2 separate regions of the Homo sapiens genome follow, and region 1 is linked to region 2. A link is a loop called in an ENCODE intact Hi-C map of the cell type or tissue named here. Cell type or tissue: PC-9. All regions are shown on one strand. Each heading gives the region's core, and the rest is flanking DNA. Links, peaks and the distances in the headings are about the cores only.

Evidence for each region. Peaks named below come from ENCODE experiments on the same cell type or tissue, not always from the same donor. Only the 100,000 strongest peaks of a DNase experiment are listed, where the experiment ranks them.
Region 1: a loop joins it to region 2, with 5 times the contacts of the local background. A loop is called at or near these places in 6 of 110 quality-filtered maps.

The regions. Positions count from the first base shown.
Region 1 is chr5:76,331,894-76,343,176 of GRCh38, forward strand. It overlaps SV2C (synaptic vesicle glycoprotein 2C), which reads left to right. Exons shown (of 13, transcript NM_014979.4): 13 at 1-2,063. Among named protein-coding and RNA genes, the nearest start is that of SV2C-AS2, 26 kb to the left of the region's middle. RefSeq lists enhancers at 3,290-3,920, 4,553-5,183, 7,661-8,430 and a silencer at 6,155-6,380. In PC-9, for the core only: CTCF peaks have their summits at 2,697, 6,210 (motif pointing right) and 6,411; a DNase peak (open chromatin) is centred at 6,268.
Region 2 is chr5:76,769,661-76,780,943 of GRCh38, forward strand. No RefSeq gene overlaps it. Among named protein-coding and RNA genes, the nearest start is that of F2RL1, 44 kb to the right of the region's middle. RefSeq lists enhancers at 3,200-3,699, 9,483-10,101. In PC-9, for the core only: CTCF peaks have their summits at 5,094 (motif pointing left) and 5,299; a DNase peak (open chromatin) is centred at 5,100.

The DNA of each region.
Region 1 (11,283 bases), core at 1,904-9,903, 440 kb before region 2:
GCTTTTCAGTGCCTGTGCCCTGATAGGATGGGCACAGCTGGTATGGAATCAGAGCAGCCCATCTCCAGAGCAGAAGTCTGAGAGCTCAGCGTTTGACTCCTGAAAGACCAGGATGTTCCTACCTGGGTTCTTGAGATTCATTGGCTAGTGGAGGTAGATGGTACTCTCCATGTCTGCAGAAGATTCCCCACTTGGTGCTGAAGGCTAGGTGCCTTCCAGTCAGGTCTGAATGCTGAAATTGCTGAGATTGTCCACTCTCTGCCTACTTTATTGCATTCATGCTCCCCTTAGATCCAAGAGTGCCCAGGACTAGGAGCAGAAAGCAGTTTTCAACCCTTTGTTCAGACTCAGACGGGTTTCAACTCAAGCGGGTAATCTACCCCAGCAGCAGGGGTGCAAAGTCCAAAACAGCTTTGTGGTGCCTGGGGAGTGACTAGGCAGCCTGCTCACAGGGGCTGGAGTCATCTAAAGCTAGTGATGAGCTGGAATAGCTTTGAACCGGTTCATCCGAACTGATTGTTAAACTTTCAGAACTTTTGAGAGTCAGTTGAGAAACATAGCTATTACTAAAAAATTAAATAAGATTAGATAAATTATAGCTAAAAGCAAAGGCAACATATAGTCAAAGCTCATCACTTTCTACTTATTTTACTACATTTTACCATTATCTGTGCCCATGAGGTAATGTATGCCTATTATGTCTGTATGGTAGAAATACTGTATACAGGTATACTACTACACACACCTTCCCAAGTGACAGTATTTTTGTAGTTTGAGATCAGCTATAGTGGTGGTATTTATACCATGGAAAGCAACAAAGCCATGGAAAGCAACAAAGCCATGCAAATCAGACTCCTCCTAACCCCTAAGACAGTTGTTAAACATTTGCCAGCATACCACCATCTAAAGCCCTAAAGAATGCTTGGCCTCCCACTGCATAGACACAGGCCACATCACATTGAGTATCATGGATTTATGGGTCAGCATTGCCCCTAAGTCCAAGGAAGGGGAAAGACTTAGCAAGCTCAACCTCATGTGATTCACAAAGGGTTTCTTTCTGCATTTGTATTGACTCAGAATAGGACCCAGTACAGAGAATCCACTGTTATCTATGGGTGTCATTCCTTCAGAAAGAATGTACAGTAAAATTGGCTATTTCATGCTATGCAAACAAAATGAAACTAGTTTGAAGTTGCAAAGTGTCTCCCCTCTTGCGCCCACGTAGTCATCCAAGAAGGAAACTCCTTTCTTGCCTTGATATTCACCAGGCCTACCTAGATAGAACTTGACAAATTGGCCTAACTTCATCTCCGCTGCTATTGTTATATATTTGCTTTACTGAATCTATGTCCTATGTCAGTCAGAAGAAAAAAGAAATGTCTTTTTTAATATACACTTTCTTAGCATCCATGCAGTTATGTATCCTCATCCTGATCCAGGAACATATTGAACAGATCATATGTCTTTTGTTACTATCTAGATACACTAAATAACATGATAGAAGAGTTTTCTCTTTCAGGTGAACTTCCATTTTGAACATATGCTAAACGTACTATCCACTGTCTATTTTAATGAGATCTTGGCAATGGTCCTGTCGGTTTTGGTGTTTGGATTGTTTGGCTTTGTTTTCCTTTTTTATTCTTCCTGTTTTTAATGCTGTGTAAGATCTCCTGCTATGAATGTTCCAGTTACCCCTATTGTACTGTATATACGTGTGCTGCATGTGTAAATTCTGTTTCAGGTTTTGGAGTTTTCATCTTAAGTACAGCTGGTCCTGTTGTGAACTCATCTTTCCTGTATGCTCCTCTGTGTCTGATTTCCAATTGCCAAAATGTTTGACCAAATGTGTTTTGACAAATATCCCGAGACAGCCATGCGTATCCTTGTGAAAGGGCATGCTCCATGTGGGATGGCTCGTGTACAGCATAAATCTATCAAACTTGGAATTGTGTATACATTTATATGCCAGATAACTAACATTCATGTAACAGCTGCAAAGATATTTAGTGTATATCAGATTAATAAAAGAGCATTTTTTTTTTGCTCCATTATATTCAAATACAGATTGCTGTGTGACTGGCTTCCCTTCTAAGCATGAATTGACCCTTCAAAAAATGAGCACTTTTTTAATGTCCTTAGGTATAGAGAAAACCTGTTTCTCCAATTCAGGTTTATTTGAATTGTTTCTGTGGGCTGGTGTCATGGGTATTGATGTGTTGTTGATCTTACGTGAGTATTTTCCAACTGTTAGCCAGGACCAGTGGGAAGAATATGTTCGTGGGGGAGTTTGTGGCAAAGCAGATGCTTGTGTTCTTTTGCCCTAGAGTAGGAATAGCAAACAGATTTTTATTTAGCATATTAAATCCACTTGATTGGTAGTAGCTGCTTGGAACAGTGGTTTAAGAACAATGAGAAAAAGTGCTATACTTTAGGGAATTCACATTGGAGGCAGAAACAGACTTAAATGCCACATATTTGCTATCCCCAAAAGAGTTCCCGTGACTGCATTTAACAGAAGACACAAGTCTTCTTTTATTCTTTTATTCCTTTAATTTCCTAATAAACTGTCTTTACTAACAAAGAGGATGGGGCCATCCCAAGGTTGGTTCTGATGTGGCTTGATAACATCATTGGAGACCCAGATTCTTTTTCCATCTTTTAGATCAGCCATCCTCATCATACTGGCTTTTGTCCCCCTATGGGCATGAGATGGTGGCTGCAACTCTAAGCATCACATCTTCACACATCTAAGCGCCAGAAGGAGAACTAGTCCCTCTTTTTGACCCCTTTTTAAGATCAAGGAGAACATTCTCGGAATCCTCCAGCAGACTCCCCATTATGTCTCATTGGCTGGATTTGCATCATCTGCCAACTCCTAAACCAATCACGAGCAAGAGGAACATAATTACCATAACTGGCTTAGACTAATCAAGAGTCACCTCTCCCCCTATAGCTGTAAGGGGCCCAGTCTCTCCTGAAGCACATGGCTCCTGACTGCCTGAACAAAATGGGGGGTTTGTAAGCAAGGAAAAAGGCAGGTAACTGCTGGGTAAGCAAGCAACAGTGGGCTGTGTCTGAGCTCTAGAACCATGCTGTCTAATATGATAGCCACATGTAGCTATTTATATTTAAACTTAACTAAAACCAAGAATTCAGTTCCTTAGTTACACTTAGCCACATTTCAGATGCTTGATTGCCACATGTGACCAGAGGCTACCATATTGAACACTGAAAACATAGAATATCCCATCATCACCAAAAGTGCTACTGGCTAGTGCTATCCTACTAGTTGTGCATTCACACCCCTCTGCAGGCTGTTCCTTCTCTTGGAACCAGCTCTCACTTCTTCCAGGTTCTCTCCCCCAGCTAGATCCTCCTTCTTTGCTGTAGCAATTTCTTTCCCCCTTTTCTGATACCCAGCCCATCGCTCTATATAGATCTTAACCCTTTGTCCAGCTTTCCACTCCTCCAGATGTAGGCCCTATTCCTTATTTAAGAAAAGCTACAGTCACACATTTTCCTTTTTTTTTTTTTTTTTTTTTTTTTTATTGATCATTCTTGGGTGTTTCTCACAGAGGGGGATTTGGCAGGGTCATAGGACAATAGTGGAGGGAAGGTCAGCAGATAAACAAGTGAACAAAGGTCTCTGGTTTTCCTAGGCAGAGGACCCTGCGGCCCTCCGCAGTGTTTGTGTCCCTGGGTGCTTGAGATTAGGGAGTGGTGATGACTCTTAACGAGCATGCTGCCTTCAAGCATCTGTTTAACAAAGCACATCTTGCACCACCCTTAATCCATTTAACCCTGAGTGGACACAGCACATGTTTCAGAGAGCACAGGGTTGGGGGTAGGGTCACAGATCAACAGGATCACAAGGCAGAAGAATTTTTCTTAGTACAGAACAAAATGAAAAGTCTCCCGTGTCTACCTCTTTCTACACAGACATGGCAACCATCCGATTTCTCAATCCTTTCTCGGCCTTTCCCCCCTTTCTATTCCACAAAACTGCCATTGTCATCATGGCCCGTTCTCAATGAGCTGTTGGGTACACCTCCCAGACAGGGTGGTGGCTGGGCAGAGGGGCTCCTCACTTCCCAGTAGGGGCGGCCGGGCAGAGGCGCCCCTCACCTCCCGGAGGGGGCGGCTAGCCGGGCGGGGGGCTGACCCCCCCACCTCCCTCCCGGACGGGGCGGCTGGCCGGGCGGGGGTCTGACCCCCCCCACCTCCCTCCCGGACGGGGCGGCTGGCCTGGCGGGGGCTGACCCCCACCTCCCTCCCGGATGGGGTGGCTGCCGGGCAGAGACGCTCCTCACTTCCCAGACGGGGTGGCTGCCGGGCGGAGGGGCTCCTCACTTCTCATATGGGGCGGCTGCCAGGCGGAGGGTCTCCCCACCTCTCAGACGGGGCGGCCGGGCAGAGACGCTCCTCACCTCCCAGAGGGGATGGCGGCTGGGAAGAGGCGCTCCTCACTTCCTAGATGGGATGGCGGCCTGGCAGAGACGCTCCTCACCCTCCAGACTGGGCAGCCAGGCAGAGGGGCTCCCCACGTCCCAGACGATGGGCGGCCAGGCAGAGACGCTCCCCACTTCCCAGATGGGGTGGCGGCCAGGCAGAGGCTGCAATCTCGGCACCCCGGGAGGCCAAGGCAGGCGGCTGGGAGGTGGAGGCCGCAGTGAGCCGAGACCACGCCACTGCACTCCAGCCTGGGCACCACCGAGCACCAAGTGAACCAGACTCCGTCCGCAATCCCGGCACCACTGGAGGCCGAGGCCGGCGGACCACTCGCAGTTAGGAGCTGGAGACCAGCCCGGCCAACACAGCGAAACCCCGTCTCCACCAAAAAAACACAAAAACCAGTCAGGCGTGGCACACATTTTCCTTTCTTTCCTGCTTCATGATCAGGCTGTTGAATGAGGGAGAAAAGAAAAGTCCACAGGCTTCAAAACCCCTAGTGTATCAGGGATGATGGCAAGTACAGGAATTCACCAGAGGATGCTGGGGTGCAGATAACTTTAGCAAAAGTCATTGCGAGTTCTGAAGGAAACAACAGGCCTGGCATGGACCAGTGGCTCCAAAGCCCCAAATGTGAAATTCCTAATAATCAGTGTGTTAAAACAAGGCAACATAAGTCTTGAGGTATACCTTTTCCTGCTTGTTGATATCTGATGCAATGAAGTTGCTATCATTATCTGTATTGTTTGCTAGGGCTGCTGTAACAAAATACCACAGACTGGGTGGCTTAAGCAACCAAATTTCTTTTCTTACAGATCTGGAGACCAGAAGTCTGAGATCCAAGTGTCAGGGAGGGTTGGGTTTTTCTCAGGACTCTCTCCTTGGCTTGTGCATGGCCATCTTCTCTCTGTGTCTTCAGATAGTCTTCCCTCTTTACATATCTGTGTCCTAATTTCCCTTTCTTATAAGGAAACCAGTCATGCTGGATTAGGAGGTAGTCCAACCCCATCCAGTACCTATACTAATGACTTCTTTTCAACTCGAATACCTCCTTAAAGACCCTATCTCCAAACTCAATCACATTCTGAGGCACTGCGGGGTTGGGACTTCAACATACGAATTTGGGAAGAAGACAATTCAGCCCAATTCAGCATTGTCCCAAATACTACCTATTTGATTATGTATGTATACTGTATACTGTGTATAGAAGTTTGCTGTGTATATATTGTTATAGAAGGGAATGGAATGTGCCTATGGTCTGATGGGCAGGTAGCATGGGCTGTGTGCATGCATTCACACCTGTGCATGCTGTTCATTCAGAGGGGATGATAAAGACAGGCTGAGGAACAAGGGTCCTGCACTCATAAGCCAGAAACAGATAATTCTGGGGGAGACCTCAGGGCAGCCTGGCTAGGCTACTCTGAGAACTGTGGTTATTTGCCTCCCTCTGTCTCTCCATTTATTAGAATTCCAGATGAGAATGTGCTCTCTCTGCACAGTAATTTAAAAAAAAACTTGGAGTCAGTAGGCACATCCTTCCTCTCCCTACACCACAGCCTCTGAACAAAGCAGCCTTCTCTGTGAGCCTGTCCCCAGGGGAAGCTTCCTCCAAGACAGTGACCAGCTTGAGCCCTGGTGGCTCCAAGGGGAGCCAGGGGCAGCAGCATGCCTGGAGTTGGATAAGACCATGCCACCTACTGCTACTGCAATCCCTTTGTTCGGTGGGGAGAGCAAATGCATCATCCTCTCCTGTAATTTGCAGTCCAGACACCAGGTGGAGAAATGAAAACCACAAAAGGAGACACATTCTTGAAGGAAAGCCAGGCTCCTGCCCTGCAGCCACTGGAACTCCCTGGGGCCAGAATGAAGTAGATAGGACAGGATAAGCTCCAACCTTGACTCCAAGTGCACCAGCAGTCACCTGCCTTCAGCCATATTTCTGCCTCCTCTACTCCAGAGCTCTCAGGGAGGCTGAACAGACAGCACCTGAAGCAGCTCCACTCCCTAACATCTGCTTCCTCACCTTCAAGGTGGCACCAAAAATGCCCTTTGGACTGAGATTTCCAAGGAAACTGCATCAGCAAATTCAGGTTTGGGTGGGGCTATAAGGAAAGCCACCATACATTACAAAGGGCTAAGTGATGTATAAGTTGCCCCACCCCTTTTGCTCTTTGCAAACATTGGACATATCCCACCCCCACTGCAGTCTGCTGCTGCTAACCCTCTCTGAGGGGCTTTGCTGTGCTATTGCCCCCTCTTCAGCCTCCCACCTTCAGTAGAAGACAACCATAGTATTTTCTTTTTCTTTTTCTTTTTCTTTTTTTTTTTTTTTTGAGACAGATTCTCACTCTGTCACCCAGGCTGGAGTGCAAAGACACGATCTTGGCTCACTGCAACCTCCACCTCCTGGGTTCAAGCGATTCTCCCACCTCAGCCTCCCGAGTAGCTGGGATTACAGGCACCTGCCATTATGCTTGGCTAATTTTTATATTTTTGTTGAGATGGGGTTTCACCATGTTGGTCAGGCTGGTCTTGAACTCCTGACCTCAGGTGATCCAACCGCCTCGGCCTCCCAAGTGCTGAGATGACAGGTGTGAGCCACCGCTCCCGGCTTACAGTACTTTCTAAAGTACCCTCAGGCTTGGGCATTTCTCTTTCCAAACTGAGGACTGGAAGCTTCCGAGGCAGACACTGTGTCACCATTGCTAAGAGCATGAGTTTGAGCAGGGTCACCTCAAGGTTTGGGAAGACGGGTCCTCTTTAAGAAAAATAATACAAAATTACAAACACAAAATTAACGTAAAAGTAACTAGAATGAGAAAAGAGGTCCTCACAATTTACGCATTTTAAAAAAACTGATAAATTCACAAATTTTAACAAAATCCAGAAAAATAACAATCCTTTTTATTAACTGCCTGACACATTTCTATAAATTATTTTTCTATATTTTTTCAGTGCATATTCTTTGATTGCCTCTTCATTTTCATATGGCAACAGTTTTGTGATATCATTGCCTATATAGAGAATAGAAAGATAAAAACTGGTTGTGATTAGTAATAGTTGTTTGGTTTTTTTTAAGATTTCTCATTTCAATGGGCATGGTGGCTCACGCCTATAATCCCAGCACTTTGGGAGGCCAAGGCGGGCGGATCACGAGGTCAGGAGATCGAGACCATCCTGGCTAACAAGGTGAAACTCTGTCTCTACTAAAAATACAAAAAATTAACTGGGTGTGGTGGTGGGCACCTGTAGTCCCAGCTACTCAGGAGGATGAGGCAGGAGAATGGCGTGAACCTGGGAGGCGGAGCTTGCAGTGAGCCAAGATTGTGCCACTGCACTCCAGCCTGGGCGACAGAGTGAGACTCTGTCTCAAAAAAAAAAAAAAAGAAAAAAAAGATTTCTCATTTCTCCTCCACTTCCCACATACTCTCTGTGCTGAAGACACAGGCCACATTCAGTTTTGTAGTCCAGCGTCTGGCTTTGTCAGAGGCGTTTAAACCAGAGCAACTCCATCTTGAATAGGGGCTGGGTAAATGAGGCTGAGACCTATTGGGCTGCATTCCCAGGAGGTTAAGGCATTCTAAGTCACAGGATGAGATAGGAGGCTGACAGAAGATACAGGTCATAAAGACCTTGCTGATAAAACAGGTTGCAGTTAAAGTAGCTGGCCAAAACCCACCAAAACCGAGATGGTGAGGAAAGTGACCTCTGATCATCCTCAGTGCTCATTATACACTAATCATAATTCATTAGCATGCAGAAAGACACTCCCTCCAGCGCCATGACAGTTTACAAATGCAATGGCAATATCAAGAATTTACCCTATATGGTCTAAAAGGGGGAGGAACCCTCAGTTACAGGAATTGTCCACCCCTTTCCCAGAAAACTAATGAATAATCCACCCCTTGTTTAGCATATAAGTAAGAAATAACTATACGTATCCTTAGTCCAGCAGCCCAAGCTGCTGCTCTTCCTATGGAGTAGTCATTCTTTTATTCCTTTAATTTCCTAATAAACTTGTCTTCACTTTACTGCATGGACTCACCCCTAATTCTTGTGTGAGGTCCAAGAACCCTCTCTTGGGGTCTGATTGGGATCCCTTTCTGTTAACAGTTCTGTACATCAAGTCAGGACACAGGCATGTGGGCACAGTGGGCAGCAGGATATTCCAGGAAGTCATCCTGCAGTGGGACAGCTAGCAATAACTTAATCTCAGAAGGGACTGCAAGGCACACTAATATATCCCACCAACTCAAACTGAAGATATCCCAACTCAGATTCCTCTTAGCCTATCCGCAAAATGCCCAGCTCCACCCAACACTGGAGGAAATTGGAGAAAAGCAAGGCAGAATGGAAAGAAACAGTAGTTTTAACTGAGTAAGGAAACAAACTACTAAGATTGCAAATTTTCTAGTTTTGCAAATTTTTAAAATTTTTTATTATTTTTCATAGAGACGAGGTCTTGGTATGTTGTCCAGGCTGGTCTCGAACTCCTAGGCTCCAGCTATCCTCCTGCCTCAGCCTTCCAAAGTACTGGGATTACAGTCATGAGTCACTGTGCACCTGGCCTAGTTTTACAAAATTTTTTTTTTTTTTTTTTTTTCCGAGATGGAGTTTCACTCTTGTCGCCCAGGCTGGAGTGCACTAGTGCAATCTCGGCTCACTGCATCTTCTGCCTCCCAGGTTCAAGCGATTCTCCTGCCTCAGCCTCCCGAGTAGCTGGGATTTCAAGTGCCCACCACCATGCCTAGCTAATTTTTATATTTTTAGTACAGACGGGTTTTCACCATGTTGGCCAGGCTTGTCTCAAACTCCTGACCTCAGGTGATCCACCCACCTCGGCCTCCCAAAGTGCTGGGATTACAGATGTGAGCCACCGTGCCCAGCCACAGATTTTTAAAAATTATATGACCAGCCACACATGGTGGCTCACACCTGTAATCCCAAAACTCTAGGGGGCCAAGGCAGGTGGATTGCTTGAGCCCAGGAGTTCAAGACCAGCCTGAACAGCATCCATCTCTACAAGAAACATGAAACAAAAAAACAACAACAAAAACACATATGACCATGTGAACACATTGCTAGGATCCACTTAGCACTTGGGAAGGGACTTATGCAAATGGAGGTGCCGGGGCTTAAGTCTCAGTAGCTTCATAGTAAACATTTCTCTGAGCTTTACAGTCAGACAATATGGGTTTGAGTCCTGACTTGGCCACTTAGCAGTGATGTGATGCATTGAGAAAGCAAAAATTAGTTTTTCCAAGCATTCATTTCTGCAACTGTGAATTAGAAATGATGATAGTTTGTATTTCACTGGGGTTTATAAGGATTGAGAAAATGTATATAAAAGGTTCAGCAATGTGCCTGACACACAAATTCTCACTAAATCATAGCCGCTGTGATTAGCACTACTGGCTCACATCTGCTCCTGGAGGCAGATCTACACTTCCTTTCACTATGAGGATATTGGCATGTGGTGATCATGGGAGCCAGATCCCCTTGGGGTGCCGAAATGGGGTGGTGGGGAGGGGGTGGAACCTTGGCATTGCCTAACTCTCACAAGACTTTTTGCAGGACCGAATAATTCCTAGCTTCTATTATCATAGGCATGCATAGCAGGTACCTAGGCCTGTGGTGACCCCGGCAGCAACTCCAAGTGACTTACCCACATACCCCAAACCCTGCTGTGATTCTGCTTCCCACAAAAGCAGCCTGCACAGGGCCCTTCTCAGTGCACAGATGTCCAGCTCCATGGGAGGGCCTCTGGCAGCCAGAAAGAGGAGGAAGGAGAGAAGGAAGGGGAAGTGGTCATGCATATACGGGGACCTTACCAACTCCTGCAGGCCGTGAGTACACAGTACAGAGCCTGGCAGACCTGACACAACTCGTCAAGGCTGCCTTTCCCCTGCTACCCAAGGCTTTGCCATTCATCTTGTCAGATCAGAGAAGCTACAGGCACAGAATGTTTGTCCAAGGCTCTGAGTCTTTTCCAGGTGCAGCCTCAGCAAATCACACCAGGAGAAGGAGTCCTGCTTCCTCAGGACTAAAAAGAAGACCAAAGAGCAACTGTTCACAGCAGGCCAAGTTTACAAAACGGTGGTGGAGAAAATGAATAATTTACGAGGATGAATGCAAGGCCATGTGAAGTGATCTCTATACACACAGGAAGGTACCACAGGAAGCCAACAGTGAATGTCTGGAGCCCAACACTGTGCCAGGCCCCACAGGGCACACTCTGGAGCTGGTAAAGGTGGAGCAGCACTGCCAGGAGTTGGGAGCTCAGTCTCTAGACTCACACAGACCTGAGCTCACACCTAAGTTCTCCACTTGTAAGCTGTGTGGCCCAGGACAAGTTCATTAACCTCTCTGGGCCTCAATTCCTCATCTGTAAAACGAGGATACTTATTTGGGATATTCTTGTTTGAAAGGATTGAATAATATAATCCAAGTGCTTAAAACACACACTCAGTCTTTTATTGCATACATTTAATGTGTACAACATGGTATGTTGGTATACATAGAACACATTGTCTCTCTCTCTCTCTTTTTTTTTTTTTTTTGATAGAGATGGGGATCTTGCTATGTTTCCCAGGCTGGTCTCGAACTCCTGACCCCAAGCAATCCTCCTGCCTCAGCCTCCCAAAATGCTGAGATTATAGGCGTGAGGCACCGCACCTGGCCCACATTCTCTTAATGATGTATTTTGATGCACAGAAGTTCCTAATTGTAATGTAGTCTAAGTTATCAACCTCTCCGTTTAGGTCAGTGCTTTGATTTCTGTCTACTTCAGGGTCAGGAAGACATTCTCCTCACCTAGCAGCTTTATTGTTTTTC
Region 2 (11,283 bases), core at 1,347-9,346:
TCAGCCAAGATCACACACTGCACTCCAGCCTGGGCAACAGAGTGAGTGAGACTCCATCTCAAAAAAAAAAAAGAAGGCTGGGCACGGTGGCTCACGCCTGTAATCCTAGCACTTTGGGAGGCCGAGGCGGGCAGATCATGAGGTCAGGAGATCGAGACCATCCTGGCTAACACGCTGAAACCCCGTCTGTACTAAAAATACAAAAAATTAGCTGGGTGTGGTGGTGGTGGGCACCTGTAATCCCAGCTACTCAGGAGGCTGAGGCAGTAGAATGGCATAAACCAGGAGGCATAGGTTGCAGTGAGCCAAGATCGCGCCACTGCACTCCAGCCTGGGCGACAAAGCGAGACTCCGTCACAGAAAAAAAAAAAAAAAGTGGGCAAAGGACATGAATAGACATTTCTCAAAAGAAGATATACAAGCAGCCAACAAACATGAAAAAATAATGCTCAATATTACGAATAATCAGAGAAATGCAAATAAAAAGTGCAATGAGATACTATCTCACCCCAGTCAGAATGGCTATTATTAAAAAGTCATAAAATGGCCGTGCACAGTGGCTCACACCTGTAATCCCAACACTTTGGGAGGCAGAGGCGGGTGGATCACCTGAGGTCAGGAGTTCAAGACCAGCCTGACCAACATGGAAAACCCGTCTTTACTAAAAATACAAAATTAGCCGGGTGTGGTGGCACATGCCTGTGATCCCAGCTACACTGGAGGCTGAGGCAGGAGAATTGCTTGAACCTGGGAGGTGGAGGTTGTGGTGAGCTGAGATCACACCATTGCACCTCCAGCCTAGGCCACAAAAGCAAGACTCTGTCTTAAAAAAAAAAAAAAAAAAAAAATCCTAAAATAACAGATGCTTGCAAGGCTATGGAGAAAAGAGAATGCTTATACACTATTAGTGGGGATGTAAATTAGTTGTCACTATGGAAAAAAGTTTGGAGATTTCTCAAAGAACTTAGAACTACCATTCAACCCAGCAATCCCATTACTGGGTATACATCCAGAAGAAAATAAATCATTCTTCCGTAAAGACACATGCACTCGTATGTTCATCACACCATGATTCACAGTAGCAAAAACATGGACTCAACCTAGGTGCCCATCAACCGTGCACTGGATAATGAAAATGTGGTACAAATACACATATAGTATTGTGTATATGTGGTACATATATGATCTTATTCTTTTTTATATACACATATACTATGCAGCCATAAGAAAGAATGAGATCATGTCCTTTGCAGCAACATGGAGGAAGCTGAAGGTTATTATCCTAAGCGAATTAATACAGGAACAGAAAACCAAGTAACACATGCTCTCACTTATAAGTGTGAGCTAAACATTGGGTACACAAGGACATAAAGATAGGAACAATAGACGCTGGGAACTACTGGGTGGGAGGAGGTAGGGAGAGAGAAGGGTGAAAAAACGAACTACTGAGGCTGGGCGCAGTGGCTCACGCCTGTGATCCCAACACTTTGGGAGGCCTAGGCAGGCGGATCATCTGAGGTCAGGAGTTTGAGACCAGCCTGGCCAACATGGGGAAACCCCTTGTCTACTGAAAATACAAAAATTAGCCGGGCACCGTGGCGCGTGCCTTAGGCCCAGCTGCTTGGGAGGCTGAGGCAAGAGAATCGCTTAAGCCCAGGAGGCGGAGGTTGCAGTGAGCCGAGATTGTGCCACTGAACTCCAGCGTGGGTGACAGAGTGAGACTCTGTCTCAAAAACAACAACAACAACAACAACAACAACAAACACTATTGGGTACTACGCTCACTAACTGCATGAGGGGATCAATTGTACTCCAGACCTCAGCATCATGCACTATACCCTTGGAACAAACCTGCACACGTACTCCCTAAATCTAAAGTAAAAGTTGAAATGATATTAAAAAAAAAAGAAAAAGGGGCTGTGAATCATAATGACTTTGCTAATTGACATTATTTATTTCTGACTGGGGTTGCTCTCTACTTGCTGGTATAAATGCTTGTATCTGTCCTGCTCTTGGAAACTTGTTAGGAATAGGAATACTAATTTTTCTATACAGAGTACAGCTCCAGGAAGCTGTGGATTAATAAATGCTTGCTCTCAAAAATAATTTGGGCTGTAGCCTCTAACTTACAGTAAGTATAGCCCCTTTATATTCCTCTTTTTCACCTTTAACCACCAGTTAATATGTCAGTACTGTAACTCCAAATATTCAAAGAACCTAGTTAACTTTGCAAAACTGCTATGTAAACATGGTAGCAATAGTTTGTGTGTATTTAGCAAAACAGAGTTAAACACAGTACTTGTATTTATGAAAACAAATAAAAAGGCAAAAAAAAACCCCAACAACCTATATTTATATAAAACAGATTCCAATTCAAGAAGGTAAACTTAGCATGTAGGTTTGTCATTCTTCTTAAGATACTAATGAAGCGATAAAGAATTTAAAAGAGTATAAATCCATAGTCACAAAGATGATGAGGCATGATTTGGGCATCAGCAGTTGAGAGATTTCAACACATTTCTGGGAGATGAAAAGAGAACATGAATTGTAGACAGAGGGAGTGGAGTAGGGGGTTATGTGTGGGAGCAGACTCTGGAGGAGTGAGACTTCTCCGCCCAGACAGGGTGTGGACTGGAGTCTGCATGAGAGGAGAGGAAAACAGAGAAAGGGACTGAAAATAGGATGCTAAACACCGAGATTTTCAAAATGCTGTGGATAATTTTTTAGGACCTAGAATTCCTTATCATCTAAACCAGGTATCAAAAGTAAAGGCAGATAATGACATTTTCAAACTGCCAGGATTCAGCACGTTTACTTACTACATACTCTTTCTTAATGAAGTTCCTTGAGGATGCACTTCAATAAAAAAAAAAGGAGCGGGGAGTGGAGTGGGGGAGGAAATTGAGAAAGAAAAATATGAGGCAATGAAGAAACAAGCCAGGTTGAGAGCTATACAAATTATAACAAATGTCAGATGTCAGGCCGGGCTTGGTGGCTCACGCCTATAATCCCAGCACTTTGGGAGACTAAGGCAGGCAGATCGCTTGAGCCCAGGAGTTCGAGACAAGACTGGGCAACATGGTGAAACCCCATCTCTACCAAAAATACAAAAAAATTAGCCAGGTTGGTGGCGCACACCTGTAGTGCCAGCTGCTAGGGAGGCTGAAGTGGGAGGATCACATGAACTCGGGAAGTTGGGGCTGCAGTGAGCCAAGTCCAGCCTGGACAACAGAGACCCCATCTCAAAAAAACAAACAGGCCAGTTGCGTGGCTCACGCCTGTAAACCCAGCACTTTGGGAGGCCGAGGCGGGCAGATCATGAGGTGCAGTTCGAGACCAGCCTGGCCAACATAGTGAAACCCTGTCTCTTCCAAAAATACAAAAATTAGCTGGGCATGGTGGTGTGTGTTTGTAGTCCCAGCTACTGGGGAGGCTGAGGCAGGAGGAGTGCTTGAACCTGGGAGGCAGAGGTTGCAGTGACCCAAGATCGTGCCACTGCACTCCAGCCTGGGCGACAGAATGAGACTCAATCTCAAAAAAAAAAAAAAAAAAAAAAAAAAAAAGGAATGAAAAACACAAACGAGGGCCGGGTGTGGTGGCTCATGTGTGTAATCCCAGCACTTTGGGAGGCCGAGGCGGATGGATCACCTGAGATCAGGAGTTCAAGACCAGCCTAGCCAACATGGTGAAACCCCATCTCTACTAAAAATACAAAAAATTAGCTGGGCATGGTGGCGGGCGCCTGTAATTCCAGCTACTCAGGAGGCTGAGGCAGGAGAATCGCTTGAACCCGGGAGGCAGAGGTTGCAGTGAGCCGAAATTGCGCCACTGCACTCCAGCCTCTCCAGCCTGGGCAACAAGAGAAAAACTCCGTCTCAAAAAAAAAAAAAAAAAAAAAAGAAAGAAAGAAAAACACAAACGAATGTCTGTGGGCTGCAGGAATACTTACTTGCAAGAAGAAATATACTGGATTCCAGGCAATATATAAAGCAAGTAAGGAACTGAAAAAACAAAAACAAAAAACCAATCTGGAAGAATGTGGTGGCAAAAGCATGTTTCTTTCATTAAGAAAGGTAATGCCGCCTGGCGCAGTGGCTCACACCTGTAATCGCAGCACTTTGGGAAGCTGAGGCGGGCGGATCACCTGAGGTTGGGAGTTTGAGACCAGCCCTACCAAAATGGAGAAACCCCGTCTCTACTAAAAATACAAAATCAGCAGGGCGTGGTGGCGCATGCCTGTAATCCCAGCTACTCGGGATGCTGAGGCAGGAGAGTTGCTTGAACCCGGGAGGCGGAAGTTGCGGTGAGCCGAGATCACGCCATTGCATACCAGCCTGGGCAACAAGAGCTAAACTCCATCTCAAAAAAAAAAAGAAAAAGAAAGAAAGGTAATGCCTAAGCTGGGCGCGGTGTTCACGCCTGTAATCCCAGCACTTTGGGAGGCCGAGGCGGGTGGATCACGAGGTCAGGAGACTGAGACCATCCTGGCTAACACGGTGAAACCCCGTCTCTACTAAAAATACAAAAAATTAGCCGGGCGTGGTGGTGGGCGCCTGTAGTCCCAGCTACTTGGGAGGCTGAGGCAGGAGAATGGCGTGAACCCGGGAGGCGGAGCTTGCAGTTAGCTGAGATCGCGCCACTGCACTCCAGCCTGGGCGACAGAGCGAGACTCCGTCTCAAAAAAAAAAAAAAAAAAAAAAAAAAAAAAAGTAAAAAGTAAAATTTTAAAGAAAACAAATTTCCCAAGCATTTCTCAGTTTGCTTTTGAGAAATGATTACGGTCATTTCCTTTAAGTGGTTAGTTCAGTGAATTATAGCTTTTTGTTAATTTGATTTCACAGCACAGTTTTGAAAATCACCCCAAAAAGTACTGCATGGCTTGAGCTGGCTTTTAACAGAATAAAATTCAATTCTGCTTTGAAGTCTTTATGACCTCCTTTACAGAAATGGTGACATTGTGGGGTTCTGAGCGCACCCTGAAATCACAGGTCTTGTGTGACACTGTGAAAATTACCCAGAACCCTGGGCACCCACTCCTCCACTACGGAAGTCACCAATGCTGGCAAATAGCATAACGGGCTTGTGGCGCCCCCTACTGTCCACTAGGCAAACTGCATCACCTTCCTGAGCTACGTTCCAGGGTGAAGTTAAAAAAGAAATCTGCACTTGGAAAGACTGCATGAAGGCAGTGTCAGGCACGTGTATTTATTTACGTTCTTTAATCAATAGATATGATTTCCAAAATTATTTACATAACAATTTGGGAAATTTGAACGTAAGATGGATATTAGATGATTTGGGAATATTAAGTAATTTTCAAGCCTGGGACCGACACCTGTATGGGAGCTGAGGCAGGAGGGTCACTTAAGTGCAGAAGTTCGAGACAGACAACACAGTGAGGCACCGTCTCTACAAAAAGTTAAAAAAAAAATTAACCAGGTGTGGTGGCAGGTGTCTGGTCCCAGCTACGTAGGAGGCTGAGGTGGGAGGATTACTAGAGCCTAGAGGCCGAGGCTGCAGTGAGTGATGATTGTACCACTGTATATCAGCCTGGATCAGAGTGAGACTCTATCTCTAAATAAATAATGATAATTTTGTTTTGTTTTGTTTTTTTGAGATGGAGTCTTGCCCTGTTGCCCAGGCTGGAGTGCAGTGGCACGATCTCAGCTCACTGCAACCTCCACCTCCTGGGTTCAAGCAATTTTGTCTCAGCCTCCCAAGTAGCTGGGATTACAGGCCCACACCACCACACCTGGCTAATTTTTGTATTTTTAGTAGAGACAGGGTTTCGCCATGTTGGCCAGGCTGGTCTCAAACTCCTTACCTCAAGTGATCCAATCGCCTCGGCCTCCGAAAGTGCTGGGATTACAGGCATGAGCCACAGCTCTCGGCCAATGATAATAATTTTTAAAAAGCAAACTTCTACTAATGAATATCTACATAGAGTGTCCTTATTTTAAGAGATGCATGCTGAAGTTTTTAGGGATAAAATGTCATAATATCTGCAACCAACTGTCAAATGGCTTTAACTCTCATTCAGAGCGAAAGCCAAAGCCCTACGATGACCTACAAGGCCACGTTTAATCTTCACCACCCCTCTTCTCTGTCCTCATCTCCTCCTCCAATCCCTCCTTCTCCCAGCACCAGCCACACTGACCTTTTCAATCATCTGCATACTCTGGCCTCTTCACACCCACTTCCCTGGGCCCAAGATGCCCTTCTCATTAGAGTCTGCATTGCTGGCTCCCTCACTGCCTTCCTACCTCTCTTCAAGAGACTTCTTTTTTTTTTTTCCTTCTTTTTTTGTGAGACAGAGTCTTACTCTGTCACCCAGGCTGGAGGGCAGTGGCAGGATCACAGCTCACTGCAGCCTTGAACTCCTAGGCTCAAGCAGATCTTCCCACCTCAGCCTCCGAAGTAGCTGGGACTGCAGGCACCGGCCACCATGCCTGGCTAATGTTTTTATTTTTTGTACAGGTGGAATCTGCCCATGTTGCTCAGGCTGGTTTCAAAATCCTGGACAGGAGATCCTCCCGCCTCAACCTCCCCACATGTTGGGATTACAGGTGTGAGCCACCTTGTCCGGCCACAAAGATATCTTAGTGACACTTCCTGGCCACAGGCTAAAATTTAATCTACCACTTACCTGCGTTGTTTTCTCTTCTTCGCTCTTAATACAATTTAATGCACTAAAATTTCACTTATCTTTTTTATTGTCTGTGTTGCCCAAAACATCAGTTTACATAAAAGCTTTGATAGTGGTTGTGTTCATTGCTGTATCCACTGGACCTAAACTAGTAACCAGAATATACTTAAAACTCATCTTATATACAATGAGTGAAAAAATAAAAAGCAGTGTGTGGGCTCAAATTTTTACTCTTATAGTCAATTTGCAAATTTTGTTTTAGACTGTGGCATGTACAATGTGTGAAAGATGCCATCTGTTGATGATTGGCAGATTTGACTGGTTTGTGCTCTGAATTAAGAATAATTTACTTTTTCCAATATAAGCTTTAAGTTGAGCCTTTCTAAGTTAAAAAAAAAATCTTCCATCGTATGTCTTTTAGGTACCATTGACATCTTTCCAGGCTTTCACGACAAATTCAAAGGTCAGTGATGGCTATACACCCCCTGAGATGGGGTAGCCGGGTTATGGGTGATTTTTGTCTATCTTTAGTAAACATAAAATTTCACCCAAAATTGTTTCTAGAACAAACATAAATATAAGAGTAGGATATTAGGGCCAGGCGCAGTGGCTCATGCCTATAATCCTAGCACGTTGGGAGGCCGAGGTGGGCGGATCACTTGAGGTCAGGAGTTCAAGACCAGCCCTGCCATCATGGTGAAACCCCATCTCTACTAAAAATACAAAAATTAGCCGGGCGTGGAGGCGCGTGCCTGTAATCCCAGCTACTCGGGAGGCTGAGGCAGGAGAATTGCTTGAACCCGGGATGTGGAGGTTGCAGTGAGCCGATATTGTGCCATTGCACTCCAGCCTGGGGTATGACAGTGAAACACTGTTTCAAAAAAAAAAAAAAAAAAAAAAGGAGTAGGATGTTAGATAAGTTCAGGGATGATAAAGCCATAATGGGTTAACTAGGATGGGGGTTGATTCGTAAGCTTTGAGATCGACTTTTAGAATCAGGCATATAAATCCTGCTGGATTTGAATGCTGTGTAGGATAGAGCACAGGTCTGAAAAAATATGAAAATTCTAATATCTTTATGTACCTAAAACATAGCCTCTTGCGTTTTTTATTTTTATTTACTTATTTATTTTTGAGACAGAGTCTCGCTCTGTTGCCCAGGCTGGAGTGCAGTGGGACAATCTTAGCTTACTGCAACCTCTGCCTCCCAGGTTCAAGCGATTCTCCTGCCTCAACCTCCCAAATAGCTGGGATTACAGGTGCACGCCAGCAGACCCAGCTAATTTTTTGTATTTTTAGTAGAGACAGGGTTTCACTGTCTTAGCCAGGATCATCTCGATCTCCTGACCTTGTGATCCATCCACCTTGGCCTCCCAAAGTGCTGAGATTACAGGCGTGAGTCACGACACCCGGCCGCCTCTTGGGTTATTTTTAAAATCACAGAGACTAGGCTAGTATTCCTAGCAGCAGGTAGAAGGCAAACCCTGTCCATATGGACCTCTGGATGCTGACAAATAAAAATGCATCTCTTTATCAACCTTGTAAACCAGCCCCCTTCCCATTACTGTAGTTGGCTGAGATTCTCACACTGTGAGATCTCCATTCCATTTATTCATATTACTCATTTACCAAAAGTGTATTGGGCCCAAATTGTGTCAGGCAAACTGAAGAGAACAAAAATGAATATTACACAGTGTACAGAGAAATTATGTTTTAAATTTATTAGAACTCGAATTGCAAAAAGAATCAGTAAGGTTGTCCTTGGTGCCATGGTTAACAGTCCTTTCAGATAAAGATCAGATACTTCCAAGTTCAGTTAAAACTTACTTTCGGCTGGGCCCAGTGGCTCACGCCTGTAATCCCAGCACTTTGGGAGGCCAAGGCAGATGGATCACTTGAGGTCAGGAGTTTGAGACCAGCCTGGCCAACGTGGTGAAACTCCATCTCTACTAAAAATACAAAAATTAGTCAGTCATGGTGGCAGGCATCTGTAATCCCAGCCACTCAGGAGGCTGAGGTGGGAGGATTGCTTGAGTCCGGGAGGTGGAGGTTGCAGTGAGCTGAGATTGCACCATTCCACTCCAGCCTGGGCGACAGAGCAAGACTCTGTCTGAAAAAAATAATAAATTAATTTCAAAAAAAAAAAAAAAATATATATATATATATATATATATATATATCAGAAATAGAGCATACAATGCAGTTCTGTAATTTGCACTTAATATATTGTGAGCATATATGCACATTCATAACTACATATCATTAAAAAGTAATTACTCAGGCTGGGCGTGGTGGCTCACGCCTGTAATCCCAGTACTTTGGGAGGCTGAGGCGGGAGGATCACTTGAGGTCAGGAGTCCGAGACCGGCCTGACCAACATAATGAAACCCTGTCTCTACTAAAATACAAAATTAGTCAGGCCTGGTGGCGCATTCCTGTAATCCCAGCTACTTGGGAGGCTGAGGCAGGAGAATCACTTGAACCCAGGAGGTGGAGGTTGCAGTGAACCAATATCGCACCATTGAACTCCAGTCTGCGCAGCAAGAGCAAAATTCATCTAAAAAAAAAAAAGTAAGTAATTACTCTTGAATTGTTTAACTATTGAAAACTCCTAGTTTCTAAGGGATATCAGCACATGAGTTCCCACCTCTGTTATCCAGGCCATATAAATATCATTGATTGTACACCCATAGACAAAATAGAAAGCAAAACAAAAACAAAAATGAGGAAGTCATAGAAGAGGGTAGTAACATTTTAGCCAGAGAAAAACTACTCTAAATGGAGGAAGTCAGAAAATAAGGCAATCAGCATCATATTGCAAATGCAATGGAGAGGTAAGGTCATGTTACAATGTAGCCTACTAAAGAAAAACAAAACAAGCAAAACAAAACCCCTGAAGTTGAAGATGTGGTTCGTTTATTTATTTATTTATTTATTTATTTATTTATTTATTTATTTATTTATTTTGAGACAGAGTCTCGCTCTGTCGCCCAGGCTGGAGTGCAGTGGCGCGATTTCGGCTCACTGCAAGCTCTGCCTCCCGGGTTCCCCCATCTTGGTTGGTTGACCGCATAACAATGAATCCATCACAGAGCCCTTAAACGGGCCAGTTTGGATAACCAGCAGGTGTTTTGAAAAGCTACTGATTTAGGCCAAATTAGAAGGAGGGGCAATGGGTTGCCTTGGAGAAGCAAACAGGGGCGGCAGACTGAACTGTAAATCACTCTCGGCTCTGGGCTCTCTTTCTTTTTTCCTCTTTCCCATATGGGCTTCCAACCCTGGGAGCCATTTTTAGGGTGAACAAAGGTATCTGTGGAATGTTCATTTGTTTCTATTATTTGCCACAAGCAGTCTTTGTTGTTTTTTTTTTTAACTTGAATACTTAACACTCCCTCTTAAAACCAGGACTCAGTATAAAAACTATGCTTCACACTGTTTGCAAGAGCCAAACATTGGACACTCAAATGTCCATTAAAAATAGGATGGGGGCTGGGCTCAGTGGCTTATGCCTGTAATCCTAACACTTTTGGAGGCTGAGGCAGGTGGATCGCTTGAGCTCAGGAGTTGGAGACCAGCTTGGGCAACACAGCAAAACTCTGACTCTACAAAAAATGCATAAGTTAGCTGGGCATGGTAGTGTGCACCTGTAGTCCCAGCTACTCAGGAGGCTGAGGCAGGAGAATCACTTGAGCCAGGGAGGTTGAGGCTACACTGAGCCATGATCACATCACGACACTCCAACCAGGGTGATGAAGTAAGATCCTCTCTCAAAAACAACAAACAAAAATATGGGACCAGGTGTGGTTGCTCATTGTAATCCCAGCACTTTGGGAGGCCGAGGCAGGAGGACTACTTGAGCCCAGGAGTTAAAGACCAGCCTGGGCAACACAGGGAGATCCCGTATCTACAAAAAATAATAAATTAGCTGGGCATGGCTGGGTGCAGTGGGTCACGCCTGTAATCCCAGCACTTTGGGAGGCCAAGGAAGGCAGATCACAAGGTCAGGAGATCGAGACCATCCTGGCCAACATGGTGAAACCCCGTCTCTACTAAAAATACAAAAATTAGCTGGGCATGGTGGTGTGTGCCTGTAATCCCAGCTACTTGGCAGGTTGAAGCAGGAGAATCCCTTGAACCAGGGCGTCGGATGTTGCAGTGAGCTGAGATGGCACCATTGTACTCTAGCCTGGTGACAGAGCGAGACTCCATCTAAAAAAAAAAAAAAAAAAATTAGCTGGGCATGGTAGCAGGTGACTATAGTGACTATAGTCCCAGCTACTCTGGAGAATGAGGTGGGGGAATTGCTTGAACCCAGGAGGTTGAGGCTGCATTGAGCTGAGATTGTGCCACTACACTCCAGCCTGGGCAACAGAGTGAAACTCTGTTTCAAAAAAAAAAAAAAAAAAAGATATGGATAGGGCTGGTCATGACGGCCTACACTCGTAATCCCAGTGCTTTGGGAGGCCACCACGGAAGGATCACCTGAGGCCAGGAGTTTGAAGTTCCAGTGATCTATGATTGTTAGAGGCCTTTGAACTAGAGCAACTCCATCTTCAGTAGGGGCTGGGTAAAATAAGGCTGAGTCCTACTGGGCTGCATTCCCAGTTAGGCATTCTAAGTCACAGGATGAGATAGGA